Regions from separate parts of the Mus musculus genome. Here region 1 is linked to region 2. Evidence: chromatin loops called from intact Hi-C (ENCODE). Cell type or tissue: left cerebral cortex. All regions are shown on one strand. Each heading gives the region's core, and the rest is flanking DNA. Links, peaks and the distances in the headings are about the cores only.

Evidence for each region. A loop is a pair of places that touch in the nucleus more often than their neighbours do. Peaks named below come from ENCODE experiments on the same cell type or tissue, not always from the same donor. Only the 100,000 strongest peaks of a DNase experiment are listed, where the experiment ranks them.
Region 1: a loop joins it to region 2, with 3 times the contacts of the local background. A loop is called at or near these places in 16 of 42 quality-filtered maps.

Annotation. Positions count from the first base shown.
Region 1 is chr17:65,878,526-65,894,330 of GRCm38, reverse strand. It overlaps Ralbp1 (ralA binding protein 1), which reads left to right and starts at 9,408. Exons shown (of 10, transcript NM_001198949.1): 1 at 9,408-9,653. In left cerebral cortex, for the core only: a CTCF peak has its summit at 9,004; DNase peaks (open chromatin) are centred at 8,297, 9,317, 9,846, 10,006 and 1 more place; H3K4me3 peaks cover 3,061 bases; H3K27ac peaks cover 3,105 bases.
Region 2 is chr17:66,094,607-66,110,411 of GRCm38, reverse strand. Ndufv2 (NADH:ubiquinone oxidoreductase core subunit V2) reads left to right here and starts at 8,853. Exons shown (of 8, transcript NM_028388.3): 1 at 8,853-8,997. The coding sequence starts at 8,947. In left cerebral cortex, for the core only: CTCF peaks have their summits at 6,773 (motif pointing left) and 8,516 (motif pointing right); DNase peaks (open chromatin) are centred at 8,525, 8,756 and 9,318; H3K4me3 peaks cover 3,015 bases; H3K27ac peaks cover 1,951 bases.

The sequences.
Region 1 (15,805 bases), core at 5,305-13,304, 220 kb after region 2:
TGGTGGAAGGAGGAGCTGATTTAACCATCACTTCACAAAGATCTTGAAATTCAGAATGGCAGCATCAAAAGGCTTATGCCCAGTTTCTAGAAATTGAAAAGTTATCTCAGATAAAACAAAGTGTGCTATATGTTAAATGTGTGGGACCAGAGATCAAATAGGAAAGTTAAGGCCTTATGTGGCTGACATACTTATGAATTTATAGAGAAGCAATCTTTTACAACAGTGAAGTACTCAGATTAATATTTCTATAATCCCAAAGACACCTCAAGATGAAATAAGGTGTGAAGTGGGAGATAATCCTGCAGAAGGTATTGATATAAGTCATTAAAAAAAAAGAAAGAAAAAAGAAAAGAAAGAAACGAATAGAAAAGAAAAGACCAACCCCAGACTGTGCCAGTTGTCCAGTCACAGGACATAGAAGGGATTGAATTTCCAAGTTAATAAGAGTGGCCACTGCTGAAATACCTATGGTTCTATCCTTAAAATGGTTGACTGATAAGCCTGTGTGTATAGAGCAATGGCCAATAACTAAGGGAAAATTGCAAGCACTTGAGCAGCAGGTACAAGAGCAGGTGGAGACTCAACATATAGAAGACTCTACCAGCCCATGGAATTCCTGTTTGACATTAAAAAGAAACTGGGAAAATGGAGAATGCTATGAGATCTAAGAACATTGAGTAGAGTAATTCAACCAATCAGACCATTACAACTTGGAATTCCATTACCTTCTTTATTACATAAGGTGTGGCCTATGATAGTAATTGATTTTGGTTATTTTGCCCTCAACTCATTCTCCTACTGGGCTCATTACACAAAGGGAAGATAGTATTATGGGATGGATTCTCTTAGCACACAACATGAAAAAATGTAAAGACTTACATGAAATTTTTTTTTCTGATTTAATCATAAAAGGTAGAATCAACTGGTGTCAATGGACAGGAACAGACCCAGAAGAAATTGTAGTGCCTGATACTAATGCTGAGATTGTGTCATTATAGGTGATCAATGAAGACTGGCAAAGAGCTTGTAGCAACTATTTAGGAGGAATTAACAGCAAACATCCTAAAACAAAGCATCTTTATTTTATAAAAATAACTAATTGGATTCTCCCACGTATTGTAAAAGGAACACCAATTCCCGAAGCACCAACATTCTATACTGATGCAAATAAGTTGGGAATGGCAGGTTACAAGTTAGACAAAATGAGCAAAGTAATTCAAAGTCCATATACTTCAGTGAAAAAAAAATCAGGGTTGTATGCAAACCTTATGGTATTAGATTTTACTGAATCTCTTAATATCATTACTGACTTGCAACATGCAGAAAGAGTTGTTCTGCATGTAGAAACTGCCTAACTTATTCCTGAAAATTCAGAATTAACCTTGTTATTCATACAGCTGCAACAGGCAATCAGAAATAGAAATTATTCATTACACATCATTCATATTCAGTCTCATATAGGTTTGCCAGATCCATCAGCACAATAAAATGAAGAAATTGACCAATTATCAATAGGAAATGTATAGAAGCCTCGGAATTTCATGAAAAACACTATGTTAACAGTAAAAAATTAAAAACTCTACCACCTGGCAACGGGTAAAGGAAATTATGAGAAAAATGTTCTACTTGCTCTTTGAATAATTAAACTCCATTATACACTAGAAGTAACCCTAGGGTACGAAAAGAGATGGAGTCAGACAGATGGATGTGTTTCATTTGTAGAATGGGAAAACTGAAGTTTGTACACCATATCACTGACACACACATACTCAGGGTTTCAATGGGCAGCTGTAATGAGTGCCAAGAGGCTGATTTTGTACTTACACATTTACTGGAAATAATAGCTACTATGGAGATACCTGTACAAATTAAGACTGATCATGTCTCTGCATATGAATCCAGTAAGAGGAAGCAATTCTTTGCACATTATAATATAGAGCACATTACAGGCACATCACTTAATCCTACAGGACAGCAGTTGTAGAAAGAGCTAATAACACCTTAAAGGAAATGCTTATAAAAAACAAAAAGGAAGAATAAAGACCCCCTGGGATAGACTAAATAATACCCTGCTAACTTTAAATTTTCTAAATGTTAATGAGAAAGGAACAACAGCAGCCAAGAGACACTAGGTTATAGAAAAACAAACCTGAAGAATTAAGTCAGCCTATATACTATTAGGATGTGCTAACATCAGAATAACGGCCCGGGAAAGTTTCACACTGGGGATACAAATTTGTTTATATTTCCACAGGAAATGAAAAGCTGTGGATACCATCACAACTGACAAAGATTCTATCTGGGCAGGAGAGATCTCCTGAAAAGCTTGACCAGTAACCCCAAAGCACTTACTTCATTGAAAATGTCTGTTTATAATTTCTGATACACACAGCATAATTAATGTCTTAAAACAGAAGGGGTAAAATGAGGTAACAATTTTGGAATTTCTTTTCTTTTCTTTTTTAACACATAAATACCATAAGTATGTGCTTAAAAAAACAAACAAACAAACAAAAAACCTCCGGTGTAGGGATGTGGGGCTGTGTGCCAGCTATAATTTGTCTCATGTTCTAGCAGAGGCAAGGTTTTGCCAGCTGCAGATAGTTTCTGCAACTGTGTGACATTTGAAATCCTGGGAACTTTTCAGAGGGTATATAAATGCTAGGGTCCCCAGAGGCAAGGTTGTTGTTCATTCAGGGAAGATGGTTATGGTGTCGTGTGACTACTAAGTCATGTTCAAGAAGAAGCAAGGGGAAAGAGATTAGACTCAGTGACACCTCTCCCTCTCTCTTCCCCTCCTCCATCTTTCTTTCCTCCCCTATCTAGTGTTAGGGGTTGAAACCATGGTTGAGGGGGTGGGAATAAGGGGTGGAAAAAAAAACCCATAATTAGCAAAGACAAGCTACAGAATGTCCTCAGTTTTGCTTTCACTGTGGTTTTTATTTGATTTCTTGATTTTTCTTCTTATCTATGTGTATGTATCTTAGGGAGTGTATGCTGAGAGTGTGAAGGGGCTCACAGAGGCCAGGAGATGGCACCAGGTCCTCTGGAACTAGAGTTAGAGGCAGCTGTGAGCTGACTGTTGTGGGTGCTGATATAACTGGCCCCGAGCTTGCCTTGCCCTCTGGAAGAGCAGCAAGTACTCTTAGCTGCTGAGCTCTCTCTCTCAAGCCCCAGATTTACTGAGATCTTCATTCAAAACATACTTTGTTTGTTTGTTTTGTTGTTGTTTTGAATATAGGGTTTCTCTGGGTAGCCTTGGCTGTCCTGGAATCAATTCTGCAGACCACATTGATCTCTTAGTTGGAGATCTGCCTAGCTCTGCCTCCCCATTGCTGGGATAAAAGGTGTGCACTACATCCCCCACGTCCCGCACATCTGTTCATGTTTTTTTCCTTAAAAACCTGTTTCCATGTTGAATTTCATCTGCCACTGACTGTCTCATCAAAGCTGCCACATTTCTTCTCTGGATCCAGCACTGATTTCTTAACTGTATCCGCTCACTTACTTGATGCTCTTGGAGTCATTGTTAACTTTTCCAAGTAGACTTTTTTTTTTAAAGATTTATTTATTTATTATATGTAAGTACACCGTAGCTGTCTTCAGACACACCAGAAGAGGGCATCAGATCTCATTACAGATGGTTGTGAGCCACCATGTAGTTGCTCGGATTTGAACTCAGGACCTCTGGAAGAGCAGTCAGTGCTCTTAACTGCTGAGCCATCTCTCCAGCCCCGCCCCCCAGTAGACTTCTGAGTTCTTTATGTAGCATGTCTTCGAATTCATGATCTTTGGAGGACCCATATTATCTTGATATTGTGTGTTTCTGTGCTATGATTAGCGCATCTTTTGGTATAACTATCTATTGGTTTTGTCTGGAAATCTTCTCTTGAGGGTACAGCTCCCATTACTGCTAAGTGAGCAGAAGTCACTGTAAGGTCTACAACATAACACACCAGATAGAATATACTCTGAGTAGTGCTGCTGTACTACCAGGGATGCAGGAAATGGTGACATACAGAGAAGCTATGAACTCAAATATTATGTGGCATAAATTAATAATAGTAATCGATGCCGAGGAAGATGGTAGGAAACATGTTAAAGGAAAGGGAAAGACAAATGAGAGAATGACCAAGAGGAACGGAGAAAACATCATAAAGGACAAAAAGAAGAATGAGGTAGAAACCATGGGGTTTCACAACAAAGAGAAGAAAAAGGGAAACAAAATCAGCCAGATGTAAGAGAGGAAAACAAAAAGTGAAATTTTATAAAAAAAAAAAAGTCAAAATATTACTAAAATATAGAAAAGAAAGAAATGGGAAAAGACAAAGGGGCAGAACAAACAAACACAAATTATCAGAAAAATAACAAAGTTCCTCAGCAGGTTTTTCCTGGACCCTTTAATAGTATAGTCTGGTAGATGGATAGGGGGGTCTGTTGGCATACATATTTTTTGCAACCTACTTTTAATAAGGGTTTAACCTCTCCTCTAGCCCATCACCCAGAAGAGGTGGTGGAAGAGAAAAGTTATTAGGATATAGGGAGAGTGGACTTGTTCAGCAATAGTTCTTTGGGGGTGAACTGAATCTTCTTTGGCAGTAGTTCGGTCCCATAGGAAATACCAAATACAACTCAGCAGCAGCTCTTGGCAGGCAGGCACCAGGCATGAACCAGCAGCTGAAGTTCAATCCGGAAGGAACCACAAGGCTCCCCAACCAGCCTGAGGCAAGACTACTGAAGCAGCAAGCTGACGCAGGAACCTTACAAGTAGTTCTTGGTCGAGTTTTACTCAATGGCAGCATTACCACAAGTTGAACTCAACAACACTATGTAAGGTGAGCCAATGCATGCGTATTGTTAGTGAAGAACAGCAAGGCAGAGCAAAGCAAACCAGAGCCCAGCGCTTGGCTCCCACTGTCTGTGGGGTCATATTTATACTCCTTCATCCTGGGTCCTTTTTGTATTTGCTGTATCAAAAGATTCTTTATTCTGTGTCTGCTTCAGGAAAACTTTCACGTGTTTGTTTGCTTTAGCAAGACAGCCTTTAACCTGTGTGCTCCAGCAAAACATATAGCTTTCCAAAGACACTAGGAGTTTCCACTTCATATCCCCCTTTCTGTTTAAGAATTGTCCTTGGGGCTGGAGAGATGGCTCAGCGGTTAAGAGCACTGACTGCTTTCCCGAAGGTCCTGAGTTCAAATCCCAGCAACCATATGGTGGCTCACAACCATCTGTAATGAGATTGGATGCCCTCTTACAGTGTACTTACATCTAATAAATAAATCTTCAAAAAAATTTGTCCTTTTCTTTATCATTAGCAATCTATGCATAATAGAAATAATTGTAAGAACCATCACATTTCCAATAAATGACACGTGTACAATATAATCAACTAAGCTAACAAAACAACCTTAAATTTCTATCAATATACAATACTTCAGACAAAACAATATTAAATTTCTATCAATAACCACTAGTTAAACAAAAAAAAAAACCTTAAATTTCTATTGATATACAATAATTCAAACAAAACACTTCTAAATTCTTATCAATCCCTGATGATAACCAATAACAACCTTCCATCCTGGATGATAACAAATATAATACATCAAATGACCAAACCTATCCACCCTGATTTAAGGGGCTAGGGTGATGATCTTTGTAAAATTGCTTCTGCTGAACTGGGGTGAAGAATTCCTCTAGAGGTCCCAAGGAAGAAAATGGTTACTTGGAAAAAGCTAGCTGTAGCATTTATTGGCCAGTCTCTGTGTCTTTCCAGTCTTTGTGAGATCTATCATTAAGTCTAGCTAGCCCTTTTGAACTTGATTTACATGCACTTTGGAGAGAAATCAGTAACTGAGACAGCTTGTGAGGGTGAATCACCTGGGATATTTTTTGTGAAGACATTTAGGTCTCAGCTGATCAGAGGTTTTCCCTGGTCAGACCTAATCTTTATAAGTTTTGTTGGTATCCATAGTTTTTCATTCTCTGTAGATACATACGCATAGTCACATCCCCATCTTAGCACGATTGCAGGTTTCCATTCTTATGTCAACACATCCTTATGGTATATTGGCCGACCTAGTTCCTCAGGGTTTTGTTGTTGTTGTTTTTGTTTTGTTTTGTTTTTTTTTTCCGATAACCCAGTGAGTCTCACTCAGCTGCTGCTGTTCCTTTTTCACCAACATTAAGAAAATTGAGAGTTAGCAACACATTGTTTAGTTGGCCCTTGGGGATTTTTGCTCTCCCTTTTTGTTTAATAAGCATCTCTTTTAAGGTACAGTTGGCTCTTTCTGTAACTGCTTATCCTGTGGGATTATGTGGTATACCAGTTAACATGTTTTATATTGTAATATTCAAAGAATTGTTGCTTCTCATTATATACATATGAGGGAGCATTATCAGTTTTAATTTGTGCAGGTATCCCCATAGTGGTCTATCAAACTTTGGAGTACCTTCTCATTTTTTTTTTAATTAGGTGTTTTCCTCATTTACATTTCCAATACTATCCCAAAAGTCCCCCATACCCACCCCCCCACTCCCCTACCCACCCACTCCCCCTTTTTGGCTCTGGCGTTCCCCTGTACTGGGGCATATAAAGTTTGCAAGTCCAATGGGCCTCTCTTTCCAGTGATGGCCGACTAGGCCATCTTTTGATACATATGCAGCTAGAGTCAAGAGCTCCGGGGTACTGGTTAGTTCATAATGTTGTTCCCCCTATAGGGTTGCAGATCCCTTTAGCTCCTTGGGTACTTTCTCTAGCTCCTCCATTGGGGGCCCTGTGATCCATCCAATAGTACCTTCTTGTTCTTAACTAACACACACACACACACACACACACACACACACACACACACACACACAGGCATATGCACACACACACACACACACACACACAACTGAACTGTGCTTGTAAATGCATTTGTAGCCTTATCCCTGTAAATATTGAATAGCGTTGTAATCCAAATTACTAAAGTAGGTGTATTGGGGGAGATAAAAAAGTTTGTTTGCATGTACATGATGTGTGTGTGCTGGGATGAAGGGTTGGCATATGGAAAGGAGGCGTCTTACATATTTCATGTGATTAAGTCAATTATTAGATTAAAAAGTGCCAATAACTGGGAAGGAGCTAAGCTTTGATCACACTTAAAGTGCTCATACATTAGCCTGCCAAAGATCATGGGTGTTAATGGAGGTTATCAGACTTCTGGGACAGGGCTAGCACCTTTTCCCTTGTAGAACAGTGGTTCTCAAACTGTGGGTCACCACCCCCTGGAATCAAACGACCTTTTCACAGGGGTCACTTAACACCACAGAAAAACATATATTTACATTATAAATCGTAACAGTAGCAAAATTACAGCTATGAAGTAGCAATGAAAAGAATGTTCTGGTTCGGGTTGCCACACCATGAGGGACTGAATTAAAGGGTCGCAGCGTAGGTGTAGAGCAACAAGTTTTATGTTCACATCGGCTCTCCTTATCCTCAGTCCCGTGGGGGCGATGCAAGTCAGTTCAGATGAATGTTGCACAGGCAAAAGGTTTGCATCACAGCTGAAGAATGTTTGGATCCGGAAGTCTTGTGCTAGAGCTGTAGCCCAGTGTTTGCCTAGCATTGCTAAGGCCCTAGGTTCAATCTGTAGAACTGAAAAACAAACAAACAAACAAACAAACAAACAAAACCAAACTTTTTATAACGGGCAGCAAATAGACCTGCCTACCTTCTGTCCCGGAACACATTGCATTTGTTTGACATTATTAGCTTCATCCTCTCCCTGAGTTCTCTTCTGTTTAGCTTTTCTCTGATAGGAGACAAAAATGGTTCCTCCTTTTGCAGACCTCAAGTACTTCACTGCACCAGAACAGAGAGGAAGCTTCGGTTTAGTGGAAGCCTCGGTCTGTCTCTGTGGGTTATTGGCTCTGGTTGGACATGATGCCTAGTTCTAAAACAGTTACCAGCGGAAATGGTTATGTGGTGTTCCTTAAGGGGGAGGGAAGACTGCTGAGAAACAGCCAATAAATATGCTCTTTATTTGCACCTCCATTAGCACAAATAAATAATAAAAAAAAGTGTGCATAGATTACTCCTGGATTGGCTCACGTAAACGCGGCACTTAAAGGCTCTGCAGAAACTATGGCTCAGAAGGAAGTCAGTCTTCACTCTTGCTTTTCCCTCTCCCTTGCTGTGTCCCCCACTTCTCTGCTTTCAGCCTTATTCACTTCCACGGTGAACGAGTCACGTGATGTTACACGTAAATTACTCAGTTAAAAAAAAAAAAAAAAGCCTCTTTCCCCACCTCATTATCCCATATGTCAATTCCAGGGAAGGCTCCATAAAGCCCCGCTCAGGCAGTGCTTATCCCTTGACCAAATCAGAACTGCCAGCGGGAAGGAGTAATTTAACTGGCGTACTCACAGGCCATCTTCTCATGGAGGCTGTTTTATTGCTACAGGGGTTGTGGAAAGGTCCCTCTAGGACCTCAGTGTTCCACTGGGAGTGACTCTTTTGCACAAGGGGATGGACTTGTCATATTTGAGCAAAGATGGCTTGGGAGTGTAGCACACGATGGATCAGTGAAGAAGCAGACACTAGAAATCTCATCTCTCTTCTGACTGCCAATGTCATAAACCCAGAATAATTCCATGGAGTGCTGTTTATTACAGTATGCACCAGCCAACACGTTTTCCGTCCTTCGTGGGGGACTTCTGGAGGATACGCAGCTGTTTCTATTTGTAAGCTGAACGTGATGCTGTGCGGCTTTAACTCGGGTATGGATTGCTAACTGCGGAGGCAAGTGGGTGGGAGCCAGCAGTTTCCCGCAAGTCAACACACTTCAGGGGTCCTGCGGATTGCCCAGCCCTGGCCCCAGAAGCCTCCTTTCTCCAAACCCCCAGGCAAGAATTCTCCAAAGGAAGATCTCCGCCCAAAGAAGGCCAGCAAGGTGCTCCGCCCAGAGGCGGGGTGGGTCAGCAGCCCAGGCTGGTTTAACTGGTTGGAACCACTTAAAGTACGCAGACGCTGGGGGGAAAAGTGTCACTCTCAGTAGCTGCGGACACCAGGCCAGAGCTTGGGGAGGAACGCGCTTTCTTTCCAGCAGAGCTCCGCAGGGCTCCCACACTGTTTTCACTTGGATTCGCTCCGGTAGGTGTGTGTGTTCCACTCGCTCCCCAGAACACTGCGCAGGCGCCTGCAGAGCCTTAGCGTTTGGCGCATCCTCTCGCGGGTTCCCTGTTCCCCCTTAACGAGTTCCAGCTCGGGAGGCGCGGTGCTTTCTGGGCGTTGTGGTTTATGTCGGAGACAAGGGCCCTACAGCAGCGGGGCGTTGGGTTAACTAGAACTACAACTCCCGGCGTGCCCCACGCGAGGACGCGGGGCGTTTGCCCTAGCCGGCCCTAGCCGTCACGGCCAAGGAGCCGAGGACCCGGGAAGCCGGCTGCGGCGGGAGGAGGGCGTGCGCGTGCGCGCTGGGCCGGCTCGTCCTGTTCTGTCCCAATCATTGTAAACAGGCGAAGGCTGGGCGGGGTGGGAATGGGGCTCCCGCGGCCGGCCCGGGGTGCAGCGCAGGAGGCGGCGGTTGTGGCGGAAGCGTGAGTGCGAGGAGGCGGCGGCGGCTGCAGCGGAGCGGACGGTCGCTCGGCGGCAGGCACTGGTCAGTGGCGGGGAGCGGACGCTCGCGGGGGTCGCAACGCTGCGGCGGTGTCCGTGGGAGCCGTCGGGCGCCCGGCCTCGCGCCCGCGCCTGTCACGCAGCGTGCCGGGCTTGGGATCCCGGGCTCGGAATGGGAGTTGGGGGTGGGGGGCGTGGCCGCCCCGCCTTACGTTGTCCGTGAAAGCTTCACCCCGGAGCTTGCTCCTTTGGGGTGGGTCACGCCGCCTGCCCGACAGGCCTCCTTGGGAGCACCCGGGTGTGTCCTGTGTTGCTCTGGGACCCAGAGGCTAGTTGGGAGTCCAGCTGCTTCCTCGGACCCTTCCAGGCCTCGGGGCATCCCTGCGGGCCACACCTGGCCGGAGCTGCGGCCGGGGACTGGCCTGACGCAAGCCTTCCGGTTTATGGGTCGCATCTGCCTCGCGCATCTGGCTCGCCCACCTGTCTCCGTGTTTGCCGGGTAGAGTCGGGGGAACAGCTCCTGTTGTCGCCCGTGGCAGGCGTTGGGCAAGGGGACGACCCTGTTTGCAGTGGTACTTGTTCCAGGGTTCAGAAGTGTTCTGTCTGATCTGGAGTTAGGAGCTCCATTCTCAACGGCGTTTTCAAGCGTTTTCGTACCAGAGTGTTCTCAGTCGAGGCCAGCTTTCTTTTTCCATCTTTTAAATATGTCGTTGTGAAACAGGTTTGACGAATTACTCCACTTTCCAGTCTCCTGAAGTAGGTAGGGCTGGTTCAAGTTTGGAGATTATTACAAGGATTCTTCCAGAGAGAGCAGCGTGCGTACCCTAAGGTTTTTAGAGATCACAGCTGTTTTCATTAGAGGTCTGTGCTTGTGACAGAAGTGCTATAGTGTGGGCATTGAGCTGTTGCACTGCCCAGCTTTGGTGGTGTTGATGGAACGGGGGTGGGCTAACACTGGTGCTTTGGGGTAGCATTACCTATACTTGGCCGTTATTAACAAAGTACTCAGTGATAAGTTATAAGCCTACTTTTGGTTTAGTGTTCAGACAGCACTTTAAGGAAAGGTCCCATCACTTTCTGTAGTAGGAATTATCTCGATGATTTCAAGGTCCTGGATGTCTTCTTCAAAATGAAGAACTCCTGTTAGTGGTGTTAGCATTTTCAGAGGTCTGCAGTCAGTAGAGTGCTTCTTGTTTTTCAGTGTGTCCCATAGACCCAAGAGAGATAGGTTAGTTTAATAGCAGTTGCTGTTAAGTAAATTTTAAAACGAAGTATCTAGAAGCCAGCTGGTGGTGGCACACACCTTCAGTCCCAGCTCTCTGGAGGCAGAGCTCTGTGAGTTTGAAGTCAGCCTTGTTACAGAGCGGGTTCCAGTATAGCCAGGGCTAAACAGAAATCCTGTCTCAAACAACAAACAAACAAACAATCACAGAGAATCTAGAAACAAGTTACAATAGCTGAATTTGCTGTCTTTTTCAAAATGTGGTTTCTCATAATAAGTTTACAGGGACCATTTTCCTCGTAATTTGGAGAGACCGAAGTGGTGTTTTAAAAAGTGTGTACTGGCGCTGGAGACAGGACTCACTGGTTAAGACGTTTGCAGTGTGACTCTTGGAGAGTTACAGAGTTTGTTCCCCAGTAACTGTTCCCAACTGCCTGTAAGTCCAGCTCCCAGGAAACCCAAGACCTCTGGTCTCCACAGGCAATGGCCCTCCTCCCCCCATAATTAAAAATAATAAAAAATTTTAAAAGTGAATATTAACTTTATTTTGTACAGTTACACTTGCATAGTCACAGCTCGGGAAGAAACGATTAGGTCCACAACAGTATCCCAAAGTATGTTCCGTTATTTTCTTTTTTTGTGGTGGTGGGGGGTGGACAGGGGTGTCAGGGTCTCACTGTGGAGTCCTGGCTGGCCTGGATCCTTCTTCCTATGTGGATGCTTGAACTGAGAACACATAGAGCTTCCTGCTTCTGGCTCCTAAGTGCTAGGATTGGATGTATGCCCAGCTATTCTTTTCTTTTAAAAAGAAAGTTCCTGATAGACTTTATGCTAATATAGGTAAGACAGAACATGGGGAAATGCAGATGATTTAGAATAAAGGGGTTACTGTGTTTAGGTTCTCTGCTAAGTAAAGAGAGTTTGAAGGACATGTTAGGAGAGCACTCAGCCACTGTTTTACAACACTCAGCTTGCAAACTACAATATGTTTCTAAGATTCTGTAGAAAATATGGGGGTTCTGTGACTATATGCAAGATGTAATACTCAAGAGAAACAATGGAAGAGGGCAGAAGATAGAGGAAGGACATATATGTAAGTAGCGATGAAAATAAAGGTTGGGAATGCTCAGTGGAAGATACTTAACACTGTATAATCAATCAGCTGAGCAGCCTTAGAGATGATGGACAGTCATGTAGGGAATGGTGCAAGCAGAACTGTGTAAAACGAGCTACGTAGACTGTGTAGTAGGATCTGCAAGGGTAGATCTGCAAATATAGCTGCATGAGGTGGTGGAGAGACGTGAAACTGGGGGGATAGTCTGTATACCATCAAAGCTGACTTCGGCTTTGCCCTGCTAGCAAATGGGAGTCATTGAGACAGAACGGAGAGGGGTGGGAGTAGGAGAAAGCCTAACCTATGCTGGCCACATTTAACCCTCTGTTGTAAGTGTCCTTAAGGATCAAGCAGAATTAATTGGAAAAGGTGCGTAACACTAAAGGAGTCAGACAGAGACTTGTGGGAAGCATTTCAGACCAGTGTGTTGTTTCTGTAGCTGTAGTGTTGGCTGTGCCAGGAGCGGAAGGTGAGGCTACGCAGGTGAGTCTTTAGAAACCGAACACTATGCTGAGGATTGTAGCTGCCTGGCCCCAGGTCATAAAACAGTTTGTGGGATGAATTGAAGAGTGTAGCCTTCAGAGTACAGAAAGGGTAGATGAAATTGAATATGGAATGGGTTTAGAAAGTCTTCATTATTCTCAATAACTGAGGTGAGAAGTGGGGTCTAAAAAGAATAGAGTGTCAGGATACAGAAGGCAGAAATACTTAGAGAACAGACTGAATAGAATTTAGTAAAAGTTGGTTATGGAAAGCGAGGGTGACTTGCATTCCATCCTGGGTCCCTGAGAAAGCAAACGGTAAGATAGCCTGAGACAGAGACTTGAGGAAGTGCAGTGAGTTTGAGGAGGAATCACGTGCTAGCTTCTGGCATGTTGAGTGGATGTTTTTGTGAATGTCCAGGTAGAGTTTGTGCGCTGTCATCCTTTTAGTTGTGAGTCTTAGGCTTTAGTGGCTGAGCTGTCTCTCCAGTCCTGTCACGTTTTATTGTAAATGGAGACTGAAGCCTCTGGTTTAGGGACTACCACACAGGAAGCGTTTGCCAACAGCAAACAGCTCCGGGAATAGGCCACAGAGCTCAACATAGGAGGGTATGCTGGAAGGTGACCTTCAAAACTGTTTGGTAGTGTTGAGGCATCCATGAGGAGGTCCTGCCGTAGAAGCCAAAATAGGGTCTGTCTCATTCTGTAGACCATGCTAGGCTTGACCTCAGAAGGAATGCCTCTTTCTCCCTCAGCCTTCTAAATGCTGGGGTTAAAGGTATGAGTCACTGCGTCCAGCTGATAGGGTCATTTTATTAAAAGGCTACTAGTCTTTCCAACTAACTCCAGGAAAAAAATTAAGAAGAAAACACCGACAGGTGTGGGGTCAAATGGCTATAATCCCAGCACTTGGGAGAGGAGACTACCACAGAAAGTTGGAGACTAGAGAGCAAGATCCAGCTCAGAACACAAAATAAAACATCCGTGCTAAAACCAGATGAAAGACGGACTTGAGATTTTCAGAGTAGGGGCTGGAAAGGTGGCTCAGAATTTAATAGCCCTTACTAATTTCCAGAGACTTAAGGCCAGTTCCCAGTACCCATGCTGGGTGCTTCGTAACTAGCTCCTGAGGGATCAAGGACCTCAGGCCTCTGGGGCACCCACACTAGCCTGTACTTTCTTTTTTTTCTGGGAGACTGGGTCTCTCAGTGTAGCCTTGTCTGTCTTGGAACTCATTGTGTAGAGTTATATATTAAAAAATAATACAAAAAAGTTTAAATGCTCTAAGTAGTTGGTCAGAATAAGAGTTATGAGTCTTTTGAATTTGATAAAGATGCTTAGCAGCATGTTGATTTAGATTTATGGTAGATTGATAGGGGAAGAAACTTCCTGTTCGCTGAGCTTAGAGGTCAGTGGGTGGAGACAGGAGATTGAGACCTCCCTTGGCACTTGTTTTTTCGTCTTTAGTTCTGTGAAAGGGTCTTACTATAGTTTATGCTTGTCTGGAACTCAGTCCTCCTGCCTTGGCTTCAGGGTTGCTGGATAGCAGGCATATATGTCAGCTGTGAGAGGAGGTGTAGAAAGTAGAAGGTGACCAAGGTCAAGGGAGGGCTTTTTAACATGCCAAAAACTGAATCTGCTATAAAAAAAGCATTTTCTGAGATATATTCCTGTACCCATAAAATAACCTTTGTATGTGTATGTGTGTGCACACATGTGGGCCAGAGGTTGGGTTTGGGTGCCTTCCTCGATAGCTCTCCACCTTACTTTTTGAGGCCGAGGCTCTCTTTGAAACTGGAGTTCCCTGATATAGCGCGGTGGTTAGCAATCTGAAGAGATCTTGCTGCCTTTCCTTCCCCAGCACTGGGGTCATAGGTACTGAGGGTCTGTGCTCCACCCAGCCTTACGTGGTTCTGGGGGGTTGAACTCAGGTTCTCAGGCTTGCATGAGACTTGGGGAACAAGCTGTCGTCTTTCCAACTCAGATTTAGCCTTTTAAAAAGTTACAGGTCGGGCTGGAGAGATGGCTCAGCGGTTAAGAGCACTGTCTGCTCTTCCAGAGGTTCTGAGTTCAATTCCCAGCAACCACATGGTGGCTCACAACCATCCGTAATGGGGATTCGGTGCCCTCTTCTGGTGTGTCTGAAGACAGTGACAGTGTACTCACATACCTAAAACACATAAATCATTAAAAAAAAGTTACAGGTCAGTGTGAGCGAGATACGGTGATTATGTTACTTTTCACGTCCTTTCCTCCTCTCTGCCCCTGCGCCCCCCAAGCCCTCTCACCTCTGCAGTCACTCTCTGGTCTCCTTGCCCATTAGTGGGCCTCCTGTGCCTGCTCATTGCCCGGTTCAGAAACTTAGTGTGAATGTCCTTGTGGTTGCTCGTTACTGACGTCACCTGTACAAGGCTTATCCGTTTTGTAGCCAGTATCACCACTGTGATATATTCCGAATGGTGCTCCACTGTCCAGATACACAGGCTGAGCACCACAAATCCCAGAATCCACAGGTTTAGATTTGGATTTCTGATCTTCATCATAGAGCTGCCTGGGATGTTATCTCTCTGGCCAGCATGCCTGCAGAGCACACCACCTGCCTGCTTCTCATTTAGTAGCTACATTAGTTTCTTCTGGTTGCTATGATAAAACACCATGACTTATGGAGGAAAGAGTCTATTGAGTCTACTGTGCCTCTCAGTGCAGAGGGGTCCATCCTGGCAGGGAGGTGTGGCAGCCAGAGCAGGAATGGTGGTTGGAGCAGGAAGCTGAGAGACCACATCTCCATCCATACACAGGTAGCAAAGAACACACTGAAGACAACATCCTTGCTCACTTTTTGTTTAATTGAAAGCTAATTTTAAGTGTTGGGGAGATAGCTCAGTCAGTAAAGTGCTTCCTGGGTGCCTTACTTAGGGTTTCCATTGCTGTGAAAAGACACCATGACCAAGGCAACTCTTACAAAGAAAAACATCTAATTAGGGCTGGCTTACAGTTTCAGAGGTTCAGACCATTATCATCCTGGTAGGAAGCATGGCAGCATCCAGGCAGATGTGAAACTAGAAAAGCAACTGAGAGTCCTACAAAGAAGACCAGGAAGAGACGGACGTCCTTCCAAAGGGGACTTGAGCACTGGGAGCTCTCAAAGCCCACCCCCACAGTGATGCACTTCCTCTCACAAGGCCACACTTCTTAACAGTAGCAGTCTCCATGGGCCAGGCATATTCAAACTGCCACATCGGGTAAGCACAAGGACCAGAGTCAGAGCCCATAAAAACGTTGGATGTGCCGGTGTGTCCGTGTAATCCTACTGCCGGCCGGGGCAGACACCGGATCCTTGGAGTTTACTGGGTAGCCAGCCTAGCCTTAATACTGTG
Region 2 (15,805 bases), core at 4,566-12,565:
ACAAAGTTGTCCTGTCCTCTCGTGGGGTCTGGGGCAGTCCTCCTGCATCAGTCTTTACCATCTGAGGTCAGAGAGATGATGAAGGACTGGGTGGGTGCACAGCCTTCAGTGCCCTCACCCGGAGCCAATGCTGTTGTTGTGCCCGGCACACCTTCATCCCACTGTGGGAATGGGTTGGTTTAGGATCTCAACGATCGACAAGCTAGCCTCCCTAATGATGGTGAAATGTTTCCCTAATGGTGGTGACATGCTTCCCCAATGGTGGTGACATTCTCCTTTGCTTTCCTCCGGCTCCATGTTCAAAAGGTTTAAAGTTTGGTTGTTTTTTTTTTTTGAAACAATCATACTATATAGCCCTGGCTGTCCTGGAACTGGCTAAGTAGACCAGGCTAGCCTCAAGCTCACAGAACTCCACTGGCCTCTCTTCCCCAAGTCCTGGGATTTTAAAAGTTTGTACCTCCACACCGAGCTATATTTAGGTTTTTAAATTAATAGTCTGGTAACACACGTGCACGTGCACACGCCAAGACGTTTTGGCGTTTTTCTGGGAGATGTGTGTTCCCAGGCTGTTGTTCCCTAGCCAGAAAGTCATGGAGACTAGTTTATACGGGTGTCAAAACTGGGTACGGCTGTTGTTACTTTGGGTACCATTACAGCAGTTTCGATGGTGACATTGAAGGCATTCTGTCCTGGGTTAACCAATGGGAACACATCCCAGGGCTGTTCTTCCTGTCATCCCCAAGGAAGCAAACAGGCTTCTCTCAGCTCTCCTCTCTGATTGCAAAATGGTGTTCCTGCCAGTAGGCTATCCTGTGACAATCAGGCATGGACTTTTCTTTTCCAATCCAAACCCACTCTTTAGGAGGAGCCAAGTAAGCCTACCATCTGCTGTTTTGATAAGGGGATGGGAAGTGTGTGCACCCAGGCGTGGAGACCAATCACCTGGGCATATGGGGCAACTCACGTTAGGCACCTGAATCTCAGCAGATCATTCCATCTGACGAATAAGCCATGCTAGCCCTGCCTTAGCTTTTAAATGAGCGAGTTTAACAGGTAGCAGAAAAATATTAGAACAGCAGATAAGCAACTGGGGGCCGTGATCGGCAAAAAGTATCTGAGACAACTGGAAGAAGATGCTGGACATGTGTTGTTCTCCGTTCTGTTTTCAAGGTGTGATGGTCTGTATATGCTCTGCCCAGGGAGTGGCACTATTAGAGGGTGTGGCCCTGTTGGATTAGGTGTGTCACTGTGGGCTTGGGCTTTAAGACTCTTATCCTCCAGCACTTGGGAGGCAGAGGCAGGCAGATTTCTGAGTTCGAGGCCAGCCTGGTCTACAAAGTGAGTTCCAGGACAGCGAGGGCTACACAGAAAAACCCTGTCTCAAAAAACCAAACCAAACCAAACCAAACCAAACCAAGACAAACAAACAAAAAGACTCTCATCCTAACTGCCTGGAAGGGAATATTCTGCCAGCAGCCTTCAGATGAAGATGTAGAACTCTCAGCTCCTCCATGCCTGCCTGGATGCGGCCATGCTCCCACCTTGACAATACTGAATTGAGTCTTTGAGCCTGTAAGCCAGCCCCAATTAAATGTTGGTTTTTATAAGAGTTGCCTTGGTCATGGTGGCTGTTCACAGCAGTAGAACCCTAACTAAGACACATGGACACAGTATTTTTACTCTTGACTTGTTTTGGCTGTTCTGCCTCACCTTTCCCACAAGGTTGGAGGGACAATCCTGCATTCAGAGCTAGCTTCTCAGGGACTTCAAACAGCATGGTCAGCTTGATCTTTGTATCACAGTTGAGGAGATATGACCAATTCAGATGATAGTTTGCAAAATTGAGTTGAGGAGCACCGCTTTAAAGGAGCCTGTGGTGGTTTGAATAAAAATGCCCCCCATAGACTCCACTTCATAGGGAGTAGCCCTACTGGGAATTGTGGCCTTGATAAAGGAAGTGTGTCTCAGTCTCCTGCTGCTGCCTGCTGTACAGATGTTGAACTCTCTGCCCCCTTTTCAGCACCACATCTGCCTACCCTGTCACCATGCTTCTCGTTTTGTAATGGTAATGAGCTAAACTTCTGAACCTGTAAGACATCCCTAGTTTAATGTTTTCTTTTATAAGAGTTGCCTTGGTGGAGGTGTCTCTTCTCAGGGTCAGCTCTACTTCGCCCCAATGTGGCTTCAGTCTGACATCAGCCGCTGTTCTGTTGAACGTGTTCTCTGCCACCAGCCACCTGCTTCCTCCTCTGTTTGTCCCTGGTGTCTCCTCTGAAAATTGGCCGTTTTTGGTCTTTATCTGCCTTTCGCTTTCCTTGAAGACTCTGACCAGCATTTTTGTTCTTCAGGCTCTCCAGAATTCTAAAGCCAAGCCCTTAGCATAAGCCTGCCTTCGAGAGTGGGGCCAACCAAGGCTTACGCAACAGCAACATCCAGCTTCAATGTACATTTTGAAGGAATGGCAGGGCTGAGGCTACAGTAGCTCAGCTCAAGGGTTCCTCCAAGAAGCCCAATCTGTTCCCCCATTAGCACCGCCAGACACCAGCACTGGTAGAAAGAGTGAGGGCATAAGCTTAGAAACTATCAGACTTCATTTGCGTCTACACTGGGAGAGTCTAGCTAAGTTACTTAATGCTTTGACCCATTTTCCTCATTTACTACGATCCATTTGATAGGGATTAAATGAGCAGCCTGCAAAGAGGGCGGCACAGGAGTGGGGTGGTGCACGGGCTCTCGGCTTTAGTCCCAGCTCTTGGGAGACAGGCAGATGGATGGATCTCTGAATTCGAGGCCAGCCTGGTCTTGTGGATTAAGTTCCACGACAGCCAGGGCTACACAGAGAAAGCCTGCGCAAACCTGGTAAAACAAGTTCAATCCCTGGAATCTATATAGAGATGGAGGGAGAGTTGGACATGATGGTTCATGACAGCCTGGTCTACATATCAAGTTTCAAGATAGCCAGGGCTACAAAGAGAAACTGTCTCAGAGAGCGAGGGAGAGGGAGAGGGAGAGGGAGAGGGAGAGGGAGAAGGGGAGGGGGAGGGAAAGAGAGAAGATGGGAGGAGAGGACAGACTTCACAAAGTTGTCCTCGGACCTGCACACGTGACTGTAGCTGTTGTGACATGCACACAGTCACAAACCTATAAAAACTGTCTTTTGACTTAATAGATCTATATCCCATCTGCTTTGGAGATGCAAATTTAGAAGGGTGTGGTATTTATTACCCTTTGGGGATAGCGAAAGACCTGGGGTTAAAATATGATACTAGATTAAAATCTCCCTGAAGTGCTGAGCTCTTCTTCTCCACCAGGAGGCGCTCCTTCTCCTTCTAGGTAGAGGCCTGAGCCAGGCCTTTCTTCCTGGCTGCTTTGTGGTATGAGAGACAGCCCTCACATTACTATCCCAGACCTGCAAGGGTTTCTGCAGTTTGCAGCCCTTCGAAATTATTATGGTGTGAAAGCAACACAAACTCACCCAAATCTATCTCAGTACAGATGACAGCCCACAAAGGCTGCGAACCCGGATCATGCAGCTGACGAAGTGCAACAGGCTGGAAGTGTCTCTCCCAAGTGTTTCAGTTGCTCTGAACGTCTTCCAGGCAGCTCAGATGGTTTCTGCTTCTTCTAGGCAGCCGGTCTTTGCAGCTTGGCTTGTGGTGATGCAGCTGTCTGTGAGTCATTTCTGCTCCTGTAAGTAACCTCATTAAAACTCATTGGTTCACCAAGTTGGACTTAGATGGTAGTCATACCTTGGTCTCGCATGTATATTAGTGTTCTGTCTGCATGTATATCTGCATGCCAGAAGAGGACGCTGGGTACATTATGATGAGTGTGAGCCACCATGTGGGTGCTGGGAATTGAACTCAGGACCTCTAGAAGAGCAGTCAGTCCTCTTAAACTCTGAGTTATCTCTCTATCCCTGGGAGTTTCTTTTTTTTCCCTTCCTTCCTTCCTTCCTTCCTTCCTTTCTTTTTTTAAAGATTAAATTATTTGTATTTTTATGTATACACATCTTTTGCCTGCATGTATGTCTGTGTATCACTTGCATACCTGATGTCTGCAGAGGCCGGAAGAGTGCATCAGATACACTGGAACTGGCATTAGAGATGGCTCTAAGCTTCTTTGTGGTACGAGGAATGTAACCCCAGCCAGTGCTCTTAATCACTGAATCTCTAGTCCCCTCATTTAAATGTACAGCAACCTTTTGCAGATAATTTCAGAATCCACCCAAACCATGAGTGGCCGTTGGGGAAACAATAAAGAACCACTCTCCTTTGAGAAGCCACATTCAAAACCAGTACGACCTGGGTGACTCTTACACAGCCGAAGCACAAAGTACAGAACAACCTTTGCATGTCTCTGGGACACAGCTTCTCTGTGCTCTCAGAAAACACTTCCCAGGAGATTTCACCCCAGAGCTGCTGGTCTCTTCTCAATCACCGCTAACTTCTTAGCTCCAGCTAACCAGCATCCCACTAGTCCCGTCTATTTTTCACTCTTAAAACGAGAGCCACATGGCTAAAGCTGCCAAGCTCTGCTGCTTGCTGGGGCTGGAACTTGGCCTCTGTAGTAGAGTTCTCTGGAGTCACAGAACTTGCGGACAGTCTCTATACAATAAGGAAATTTGTCACGATGACTTAACAGTCTGTAGTCCAACTCCCCAGCAATGCTCAGGTGTGAATAGAAAACTCAGTAGTTGCTCAATCCCATAAGGCCAGTAGATTCCAACAGATCTGCTGGCAAGTAAATGCAAGCAGGCAGAGAAGAGCGAATCTTCTTGATTCCAATGTCTGTTGTATGTCTTCAACAGAAGGTGTGGCTCAGATTAGAGATGTGTACCACCATACCTGGATCTGGGACTTGTTTTTATGCCAAGATCCAGGTCAGAAACTTGTTTCCCTCAAGATCTGGGTCACAGGTGAGCCTTTTGACTCTGGATTGTAGTTCATTCAAGATATAGTTGACAACCAGGAATAGCCATTGCAGCCCCCTTGTATATATTACATTATCATCAGATTTCTGTTTTCCAACCCCTTCACTGCCTAAGCTTAGCTGTCCTCGAACTTGCTCTGTAAACTGACTTTGAATTCAGAGATCTGCATGCCTGTCTCGTGGGATTAAAAGTATGTACCACCACACCTGGACTTAACTTTTCTTCATCTAGAACTTGCTGTCCCAGGCAGGCTTGAACTCTGCTTGGCTTTATCTGCTGGGATTAAAGGTATCAATCACCATGCTTGGATCTAAATTTAGCTGGGTAGGATCTTGCCCCCAAATCCCTTAATCTGTTATCTCCTAGGACATAGGATTCGGTTCCATTTCACATCCTGGTGCCCCTTTAATACTCAAACTATATATTTTGTATTTTTCCTTTCTAAGCTTGTTATGCTTATTCAAAACACTCTTCATGAGACTCAATCAAAGTACAACGTCTATGATGGGCATTTCTGAGACTTCCTTTGTCAGTGCAAGTAATCTGAGTCTCTTCACCTTAACCTCAGGCAGACTCTTCAGACAAGGGCAAAAAAGCAGCCATGTTCTTCACCCAAATACTACAAAAACAGTCTCTAGGCCACAGACTGAAGTTCTTCTCCACTGAAACCTCTTGGACCGGGTCTGCACAGTCAAATCACTCACAGGAACAAAGTCTTCCATATTCCTACTAGGATGGCCCATTAAGCCTCACTTAAAACATTCCATGGCTTTCCAAATCCAAAGTCCCCAAATCCACATTCTTTCAAACAAAACAGTCAAGCCTATCACAGCAATACCCCAGTCCCTGGTACCAACTTCTGTCTTGGTTAGGGTTTTACTGCTGTGAACAGACACCATGACCAAGTCAACTCTTATAAGGACTACATTTAATTGAGGCTGCCTTACAGGTTCAGAGGTTCAGTCCAGTATCATCAAGGTGGGAGCATGGCAGCATCCAGGCAGGCATGGTGCAGAAGCTGAGAGTACTATGTCTTTATCTGAAGGCTGTTAGCAGAAGACTGGCTTCCAGGCAGCTAGGGCCTTAAAGCCCACGCCCACAGTGACACACCTACTCCAAAAAAGCCACACCTTCTATAGTGCCAATCCCTAGGCCGAGCATATGCAAACCATCACAATGATACAGACATGATTATCATAGTCCCGCAAGAGACTGGATAGGCAAACTATTTGCATTATACAAAGATTTTCATTCAACTAAAAGATTTATTGACTGCCTTTCATATGCTAAGTATAGTACAAGATGTTGAATCAAAGAAAATGGGGCCGGGCGTGGTGGCACACGCCTTTAATCCCAGCATTTGGGAGGCAGAGGCAGGTGGATTTCTGAGTTCGAGGTCAGCTTGGACTACAGAGTGAGTTCCAGGACAGCCAGGGCTACTCAGAGAAACCCTGTCTTGGGAAAGAAAAAAAGAAGAAGGAGGAGGAGGAGGAAGAGGAGGAGGAAGAGGAGGAGGAAGAAGAAGGAGGAAGAGGAGAAGGAGGAAGGAGGAGGAGGAGTATCAATGTCAGAGGAACTGGGTTTGGTGGTGGTGATTGAAAGGTGATGGCATGGGGTTGGTGAGATGGCTCAGCAGGTAAGAGCACCCTACTGCTCTTCCGAAGGTCCTGAGTTCAAATCCCAGCAACCACATGGTGGCTCACAACCATCCCTAACGAGATCTGACTCCCTCTTCTGGTGTGTCTGAAGACAGCTACAGTGTACTTATGTATAATAAATAAATAAATCTTTAAAAAAAAAAAAGGCTCACAACCATCTGAAGATCTGACGCCCTCTTCTGGAGTGTCTGAAGACAGCTACAGTGTACTTACATATAATAAATAAATAAATCTTTAAAAAAATAATAAAAAAATAAAAATAAAAAAAGAAAGGTGGTGGCATGAGAGTCATGAGTTCGAGACTAGCTTTGAAAGATCCTGACAGAATGTAAAAGGTCACAGAAGCCCTGAAATTGGCAAAATAAATTTCAGTGTTAGTAGAAGTAGCTTCACTGATTTAGAAAAAATAGAGGTGCACAATGCTCTGGCCGCTCCTTGAACCCGTGTATCTGCCAATGTTCTGACCGTTCCTTGAACCCAGGTGTGTGCCCACTGCTGCACCTCACTGTTTGTGATATTGGTTGCTGGGATAGAGTCGGAAAATCTCCCCAGCAACCACAGCTGGGCCAATCCTGAGTTACTGTACCTTCATTAAACTCTTTCCTTGTTTCCCTCCCATACCCATTTCTTGAGAAATCAATCCTTTTACATTGTTTAGATCTGGAAATCCCCTACTCCCCCACTTCTCCTTTCCCCCCTGAGGGCCTATAAAAACTGGGACCCCCTTTTCCCTTGGGGTCGACTCCTCTACCCCTGCATGGGATATGAGTCGTCCCAAGAGCTCTGGCTTTCCCAGAATAAAGCCTCATGTGGTTTACATCAAGCTTGGTCTCTTGTGAGTTCTTGGGGATCCGCTATTATCCCAAGACTTGAGTGAGGGTCTTTTAGCTTCACCTATAGCGAGTTTGGGACCAGGTTGGGCAACATGAGACTCTGAAAAGGCCAAAGTATTACAGCTGCTAATGATGGTGACAATATGTTTGGGTGCACACAATAAAACAAATCAGTAATGGGACCCGGATTATTTTTTCTTTTTCAGTATCTTTTCATTCCCTCAGAGAAGTACTGAAGCAAATTTATTAGTGGTAAACTAATACTGGAGATAATGCAATAGGAACTAAAGAATTTAGTATCATTGGTTAGAAACACTATTTCTTGAGTCGAATAATAATTTTTTTTTTTTTTTTTTTTGGTTTTTCGGGACAGGGTTCCTCTGTGTAGCCCTGGCTGTCCTGGAACTCACTCTGTAGACCAGGCTGGCCTCGAACTCAGAAATCTGCCTGCCTCTGCCTCCAGAGTGCTGGGATTAAAGGCGTGCACCACCACGCCCGGCTGAGTCTAATAATTTGTAGAATATGATTCACACAGGTTGCAATGGATTATCTTGGGTGGTTTTTTTTGTTGTTTTTTGTTTTTTTAAAAAAACAAACTCATGACGAATAACCTTTCAGAATCTTCATTCTGTTGTCAAAATTACGGAAACTATTCACAACTTTATTATAGCAAAAAGAAAGGGGTGGATAGAGAAGACACACACAAAACGACAGTCAGAAGAAGAGTCAAGAATAAGTTAAAAGCCCAAGGTGGCAGTATGCGCCTGTCTGAAGGTTGAGGATCACTCAAAACCTGTGTAAAATACCGACAGCTGGAAACAGCACGATGCGTACTAAAGCTGCTAGGAGTTTCCTGAGATCAAACAAAAATCAAGAAGACAGTAGGTTCCTCCCTCCACCAGTTTTATCATGGAAAATGTCTAGAGCATACACAAGCACAAAGAATATTTGTTCGTCTACCGCGCAGCATCAACAGTCATCATTTCTACCTCCCACTCACTGGCATCCCGAAGTCAATTCCAGTTTAGCCTGTCGTTTTACAGACTCTAACGCAAAGGCTTGGGAGCCAAGGCACTTGCTGTCCAAGTCCACTAGGTGGCAGCCCTTTAAATACGATCGTATGTAAGAAAAGACTCAACCAAACGAATTTTGAAAGAAATAACTGCAATACCAGAGGAGGTGTTTGACAGAACAAACACAAGATCCCCCAGAAGGTACGCCTCGTCCTCAACAAACACAAGAGCCTCGAGAAGGCGAGCCTCGTCCTCAGGGCGGGGACTCAGCTGGCCCAACCGGGCCGGCCTTTTAGGGACTGGGCTGTTTCGGGCCCGCCCACCGGTCCCAGCAGCCCTCGCGCGCCGCTGCGTCAGGAACGGCGTACCGTTCGGGACGCCCAGGCCAGGGCTCGTGAGCGCGCGCGCGCCGTGCGTCCTGGGCGCGGGGCCGCGCGCGCCGGGCCTCCGGGCTCGTTCGTTCCCAGTCAGCCTAGAGCGGCCGGGGTCGGAGCATCGCGTACCCCGCCATGTTCTCCTTGGCGCTGCGGGCCAGGGCGACCGGCCTCGCTGCTCAGTGGGTAAGAGGCTCGGGGTGAACCCCGGGCACTGTCGCCACAGTCTCCCGCTCTTCGTGCCTCCCTTAGCTTTTAGTCCTCGGAGACCCCTAGGCGCTGGACAGGTCAGCTGGCGGCGGCGGGGACGCCGCGGCCTTCGTCCTCAGTGCCTCCGGGATGCTCCGCAGCTGCGGTGGCGGCGGGTGGCGGGCCGCCCGCACCGGGCCGGGGAAAGTCACCCCTAACTTAGTCAAGGTCAGGAAGGCGATTGTCATTTATCCTGGTGCGGAAGCTAGTGGGGGGCCCTGGCGGCCCGCTGCTTCCAGGATCCTAGCAGCGAAGCTTTGGGCTGCTTGTCTGTCAGGCATAGCGGCTGCGCTGCATCGGATTTAAAAGCATGCTGGAGAAAACGCTGATAGGCTTGGTAAAGGCTTGCCGAGTTCCTTCAGGACTAGATAAAGGTGACCAGCGTTTCATTTACTGAAGTTGTTCATTCATTTTAGGAAATGCTCGGCAGAGAATCGTAGGAATTAACCGTGAGAGAATAGTAGTAGCACGAGTAACCGCACTGACCAAAGAGTCGTAGTTCTATGGCCATTTGAGTGTCAGGTGCATCTCAGATAGGCCAAGGAATTGAACTGAAGTTGAAACACTGAAGCGAAGCTAAAATGCAGATTCCAGGGCCTGCGAGGTAGCTCAGGGTGGAAAGGTGCTGGCCTCCAGGTGTGAGGACTAGTTGTGGTCTGACCTTCACAAGCTGAGCTTGTGTCCGGAGAGTGCATGGGCACACAGAAAGTAATGGCTATTGAAATTAACTACATGGCAACTACAGGGAAGAAAGAAGCCTTATTTGTTTGGTTGGATTTTATTTTCCTAACAGTAAAACAAAAACTAAGTTCTCAACAAAAGACTATATATATATATATATATATATATATAGTGTGTGTGTGTGTGTAAACAAACCATTTGGGGCTTTAGACTTAGGCATCCCAGGTGACCTTTTGTAGTTATGTGACATGACCTAGAGAATTAGTCTTTGTTTCTTTAGCTGTGAAATGGGAATGTTGAGTCTGTCCCTAGTTATTTGAAGCCTTAATGTACTTCTAGGTCCAGGTAACAGTGTGAATTGGATTATAGTACTTTTTTTTTTTCCTTTTGAAATTAGATCTCACCATGCAGCCCTGGCTGGCCTGGAGCCTGCTAAGTGTGGCATGTAGGCCTTGAATGTTTGCTGGTCTTCTTGCCTTGACTCTTGAGTGCTGAGATTACAGGTGTGAGCTTCCATGCCCTGCTGGAGTAGAGTAATGATGGGTGATGTTTGATGGCCCCTTGCTGTGTATTTGATAGGTGAATTTATATCTTATTTTAGAGGGTGGTGCAGTGTTTTCATCACTACAAATTAGAAACAGAATTCCCAATTTTTGTGGGGAACATGTAAGAACACTAATAAGGTTCATACGTGTATGGTTGGTCACATCTGATATCCTAGCATTTAGGAGTTAGAGCCAGGAAAATCAGAATGTTTGCTATCATTAACTATATAGTGAGTTTGAGGTTAGTCTGGCCTATATAAATTCCTGTTTGTAAAATATCCCCAACTCAAATCCCAGCCTCCTACAACAAACAAAGAGGTGTCCCTGGTAGTGTAGACTAGTAAAGAGTCAGTGAAAGGTTTTATATACAGTAAGGGTTCTGCTCTGAGTAGATGACTGGTGTAGGAGTGGAGGTGGACTAGGTCTGATTGGAGTCAGAAACTGGAAGGTTACATAGGTAAGAGAGGCTCTGAGAATCATTCAGTTGAGGAGGAGACTAAGAAGTAGGGGCAAAAAAGCTCCCATAGACATCTTCTGTTTCTTTTGTTTTTGAGGCAAAGGGTAACAAGAGGTGTAGTTGAAAAGCAGGGTTTTGTTTTGTGGGTGGTGTTTTGAGACAGAGTTTATGTAGTTTATGTAGCCTTGACTGGCCTTCCAGGAAGACTAGCCTGGCCATAAACTCAGGGATCCACCTGCACTCCCAGGCCTCTGCTTTCAGTTTTGAAATGTTTTTCCCCTATGATAGTGGGTTTTGTGCTGTCACCCCAACATGCTCTCCACAATGAATAATTTTGAATTGTATCCTGGACTTTGTAAATGCATAATAACTTACACTAATAACATTACATAACATAATAATAACATAATTAACACTACACTCTAACTTATTTCTTTAAAGAATGACCACCCCCATTGTCATGAGTGGTAGACCAATATTGGTTCTAATTTAGCAAGGCTGCTTAGACTCTGTCACTACACAGGGGTTAGCCAGAGATCTGAGTAGTTTCTGTACCCATTTCGATACTTCCTTTCCTGGGATTCCCACTTGCCCATGCCAGAGATTATCCACCTCCTTGGCTAAGTCAAGCCATTTAAGACTGCGTTTTAATTTTTTTATGTTTATTTTGGTTTCTTTGTTTGTATAACAGGGTCTTAACTGTATAGCCCAGGCTGGCTTTAAACTCTGGCAGTCCTCTTAGCATACCTCCTAAGTGGTGGTGTTGCAGGTGTGAGCCACTGTGCCTGGCTTACAGGAAAGACTTCTGGTGTGCTTGTTTGAGGCAGGGCTTCTCTGTGCAGTCCTAGTTGCAGGCCTGTTAGACACTGGAGAAACTCAAAACCTAGCTTTGTAAAGTCCCAGCTTTGTAAAACCCAAAGCAACCTCACCTTCAGAACAGGCGTGCCGGCTCTCGCCTTTAATCCCAAGGCAGGGGGGTCTCGGTGAGCCTGAGGCCAGCCTAGTCTGTATAGCAGGTTCTAGGACACCAAGGGCTACTTAGTGACCTTTCTCAAAACAAGAACAACAACAAAACAAATAAAACACAACAACCCCCCCCAAAAAACCAAGAAATTTTATCTTAGTGTGTGTGACCTTAAAATCCTAAATCTCAAAACATTTTACAGATTTTTCTTAACTTATGCTGGGTTTATATGCACTCCTACTTTGAAAGTCAAAGATTTAATAATAAATGAAACAGTATAGCTTGCCAACATTATATTCTATAAAGTAGTTTCACCCTTTTTTGTTTTTGTTTTTTTTTAAGATTTATTTATTTGGGGCCGGAGAGATGGCTCAGCAGTTAAGCACACTGAATGCTCTTCCAGAGGTCCTGAGTTCAAATCCCAGCAACCACATGGTGCCTAGCAACCATCTGTAATGGGATCTGATGCCCTCTTGTGGATCTGAAGATAGCTATAGTGTACTCATATACATAAGATAAATAAGTCATTTTTAAAAAGATTTATTTATTTATTTTATGTATATGAGTACACTGTAGCTGTACTGATGGTTGTGAGCCATCATGTGGTTGCTGGGAATTGAACTCAGGACCTTCGGAAGAGCACTCAGTGCTCTTACCCACTGAGCCATCTCACCAAGCTACTCTTTTATTCTTTTTTCTGTGTGTATGTGTGTGTGTGTACATATGGACAGAGTGTGTGTGTATGTAAGTATTCCTTTTTAAAGCTGCCCAGGAAAATCGTTGTATATGATGAACAACTAAGTTGAACAAGTGCTATAATTATGGAAGCATGGCTGGTTCCTTTCTCTAGTGCTGTCCAGGCTAAGAGGAGGGAGTTACGTGATCACGATGGGTAAGTGGGAGGCATAAAGTGCTGTAAGTTGAAGAAGCTGCATGCACAGGAGTGAGATGCATGGCAGGCTGGAAGGAAATAAGAGGGTGGAAGCTGGGACTGAAAGGGGCAAAAGGCCTTTTCTATGACGTAAGAGGATTTAGATTTTGTCCAGTAAGACGTGAACAGTTTCGGCAGATTTGTAGCATGCTCAGGTTGAGTCCAGAGCTACCACCTTCAGTCCTCTGCTCATTAGAATTTTTGTGAGCATCTATAGAGATGTGGAAAAGCATAAGACTGTCATGGAACCATATTATTAGTAGTAACCTGGGGTAGAGGAAGAACTGGGATAGAAGCAGGGCTGGGGAATGCAATAGCAAGAATAACAAAAATTACTCAGTAGAATGTCTAAAACCTAGTGATTAGTAAGTCAGGAAAAGTGTATTGAGATATCTTCTTAAGTTGTGCATGGCATTAAGGTATTGTCTATAAAGACTGTTAACTGCATGTGATGGTCTATAATTACAGTCTTAGCACTCGGGAGACTGACACAGGAGCATAGAAAGGTTAGGCTAGCCTGGGCTATCTAATGAGACTATTATCTCAAAACAACAAAAGTAAGCCTGGCAGTGGTGGCTCACGCCTTTAATCCCAACTTGAGAAGCAGGCAGATGCTTATATGTGCAAGAGAGACATCCCACTGGAAGGGTTATATTAGGCTGATTCTCCAAACTGGCACTAGTGAACAAGAGTGTAGTGGCTTGTGTAAAGTGATGGCTTGGTTTGCTGTGCTCTACTTTGTGTGAGTCTTGAATGAAAGGGTTGTTTGTGTCCTGTTGTGTTGGATAAGCTCGTAGGTGGCAGTACATTATTAGCATGAATAACTCAAGAACAAAACGTCCCTTATGGGAACACCAGTGCATCTCCCACCCCTTCTACTTCCTCTAAGTAAAAGGGAATTTATATATTAATTTCAGTAGAGAGGAAGTAGATATTTTTCAAATATCTAAAAATATGATTGTATCAGAAGTCACAGCCTAATTACAATATAAAAAACTGCATACTAACACTCAGTAATCTGTCTTGAGAATGACTTTGTTAAAGTTTTTATAAACAAAAGATAATATATCTGTCATGCTTTAAAATTATCTTTAAATCTGTCTTTCAGTTATTGTTTTATCTTGTGTCTGCTAAGTGAACAACAATGCTTTAACATATTAGGAAGTTCTTTCAGAGTAATTTCATTATCTTAAAACAGCCCATTAAAAAGACACCCATGCTGGGTGTGGTGGCGCACGCCTTTAATCCCAGCACTCGGGAGGCAGAGGCAGGCTAATTTCTGAGTTCGAGGCCAGCCTGGTCTACAAAGTGAGTTCCAGGACAGCCAGGGCTACACAGAGAAACCCTGCCTTGAAAAACCAAAAAAAAAAAAAAAAAAGACACCCATTTTAAAACAAACAAGAGCTCATGCCTTTTATCCCTGTACCCAGGATATACAGTCAGGAGGATCTCTGTGAGTTTGAGGCCAGCCTGGTCTACAGAGCTAGTTCCAGGACTGCCAGGGCTACACAAAGAAACCCTGTCTCAACAAATCAAAACAAAACCCAAAACCAAAAAAACCCAATAAGCTTTAAAAATATTAAGTGAGGGGCTGGCGAGGGAGCTCAGTGATGAGCACTGGCTGCTCGTCCACAGGCTGGGGCTACATTCCCAGCACCCACAGGGCGGCTTATAACTGTCTGATGCTTCAGTTCTAGGAAATCCAACACTAGTCTTGTCTTTTAGAGGCACCAGTCTTGTCTTGGACTTAGTGCCCCTTTATATGGCCTGGGGGACACTTACACACATAAAATTTAAATAATTCTAAATCTCCTTAAAGTAGTAGATGAAGAGATGATGAATCAGCAGTTAAGAACCCCTTACTGCTCGAAGGGCCAGAGTTTGCTTCCCAGCACTCACTGGACAGCTCATAGCTCCCTGTAATCTGGCTCCAAAGGATCTTATTTTCCACTTCTGATATTCACAGACATTGTACATAATGTGCACTTGCATGCACACGATGCACACCAAGCTTTTAAATAAAGATATTAAGTACAAGGTTGCATATTAGGAAGTAGTGAAGTATTAATATAAACTCTTTACCTTGGAAAAAATAAAAACCAGAAAGTCCTAAGTTTATGCCTCTTAGCTTTTTCTCCCCATGGTTGTGAGCTACCATGTGGTTGCTGAGAATTGAACTCAGGACCTCTGGAAGAGTAGCCAGCAGCACTCTAACCTCTAAGCCATCTCTCCAGCCCCCTCCCCACTCTTCTCAATCATCTGTCATCAGTGATTTGCAATTAAAACATTAATTTTTTGGATGCAAATGTGTGTAAACTCATGTGAATATGCAGAATTACTGGTCAGCAAGATTATGCCTCAAAATATTTTTCCAGGGATTGGTAGAGTGGTTCAGTGGTTGGAGTGCTTGCTACCAAAACTGCCATCTTGAGTTCTGTCCCTGGGGCCAATTTCTGTGAGTTGTTCACAGGGAAAAAAAAGCAATAGGTAAATAGCTGTTAAAGGGATTGTCCAATTTGTAGCAGTGTAGATTTAATGAACAACTCTCTTTTAAAATACAAAATATGTTTATTAGAATAGTTCCTACTTACCCTGAATCATGTGCTTTCAGTGCTGCTGCCTCCTTCTGTTAGCCTTGCCTTTCCCCTGTAGGCCGACAGGACAGTGGAGCAGCCAACACACAAGCCTACCGTTTGTGCATGGGTAAAGACTGGTCATTTTACAGCAGCCTGGGCATTTCATATCCAGGCAGTAGGTAGGGTTGGGGCTCTGCACCAGGCACTTTTTCCTGCGCTTCCTCTTCTCATCTGGAAGGGGATGGAGGAGCTCCTTTGCCAGAGGCCTGTTCTTGTAGGGAGGGCTTAGCTAACGGACAGCTTCTGCAAAATTAGTTCTGTGTTTATTTTAAAGATTTATTTTAATTTTATGTGTTTTAGTATTTTGTCTACATATGTGTATATGCACTGCATGTGTGTATGGTACCCACAGAGGCCTAAGAGGGCACTGGATCCCCTGGAACTGGAGGTATAGACAATTACAATTCACCATGTGGGTGTTGAGAACCAAACCCGAGTCCTCTGCAAAAGCAGGTCTCTTAACTGCTAAGCATCTCTCCAGCTCCTCTTTATTTATTTTAAATGAAAATATATGCATGAAACATCCCGAAT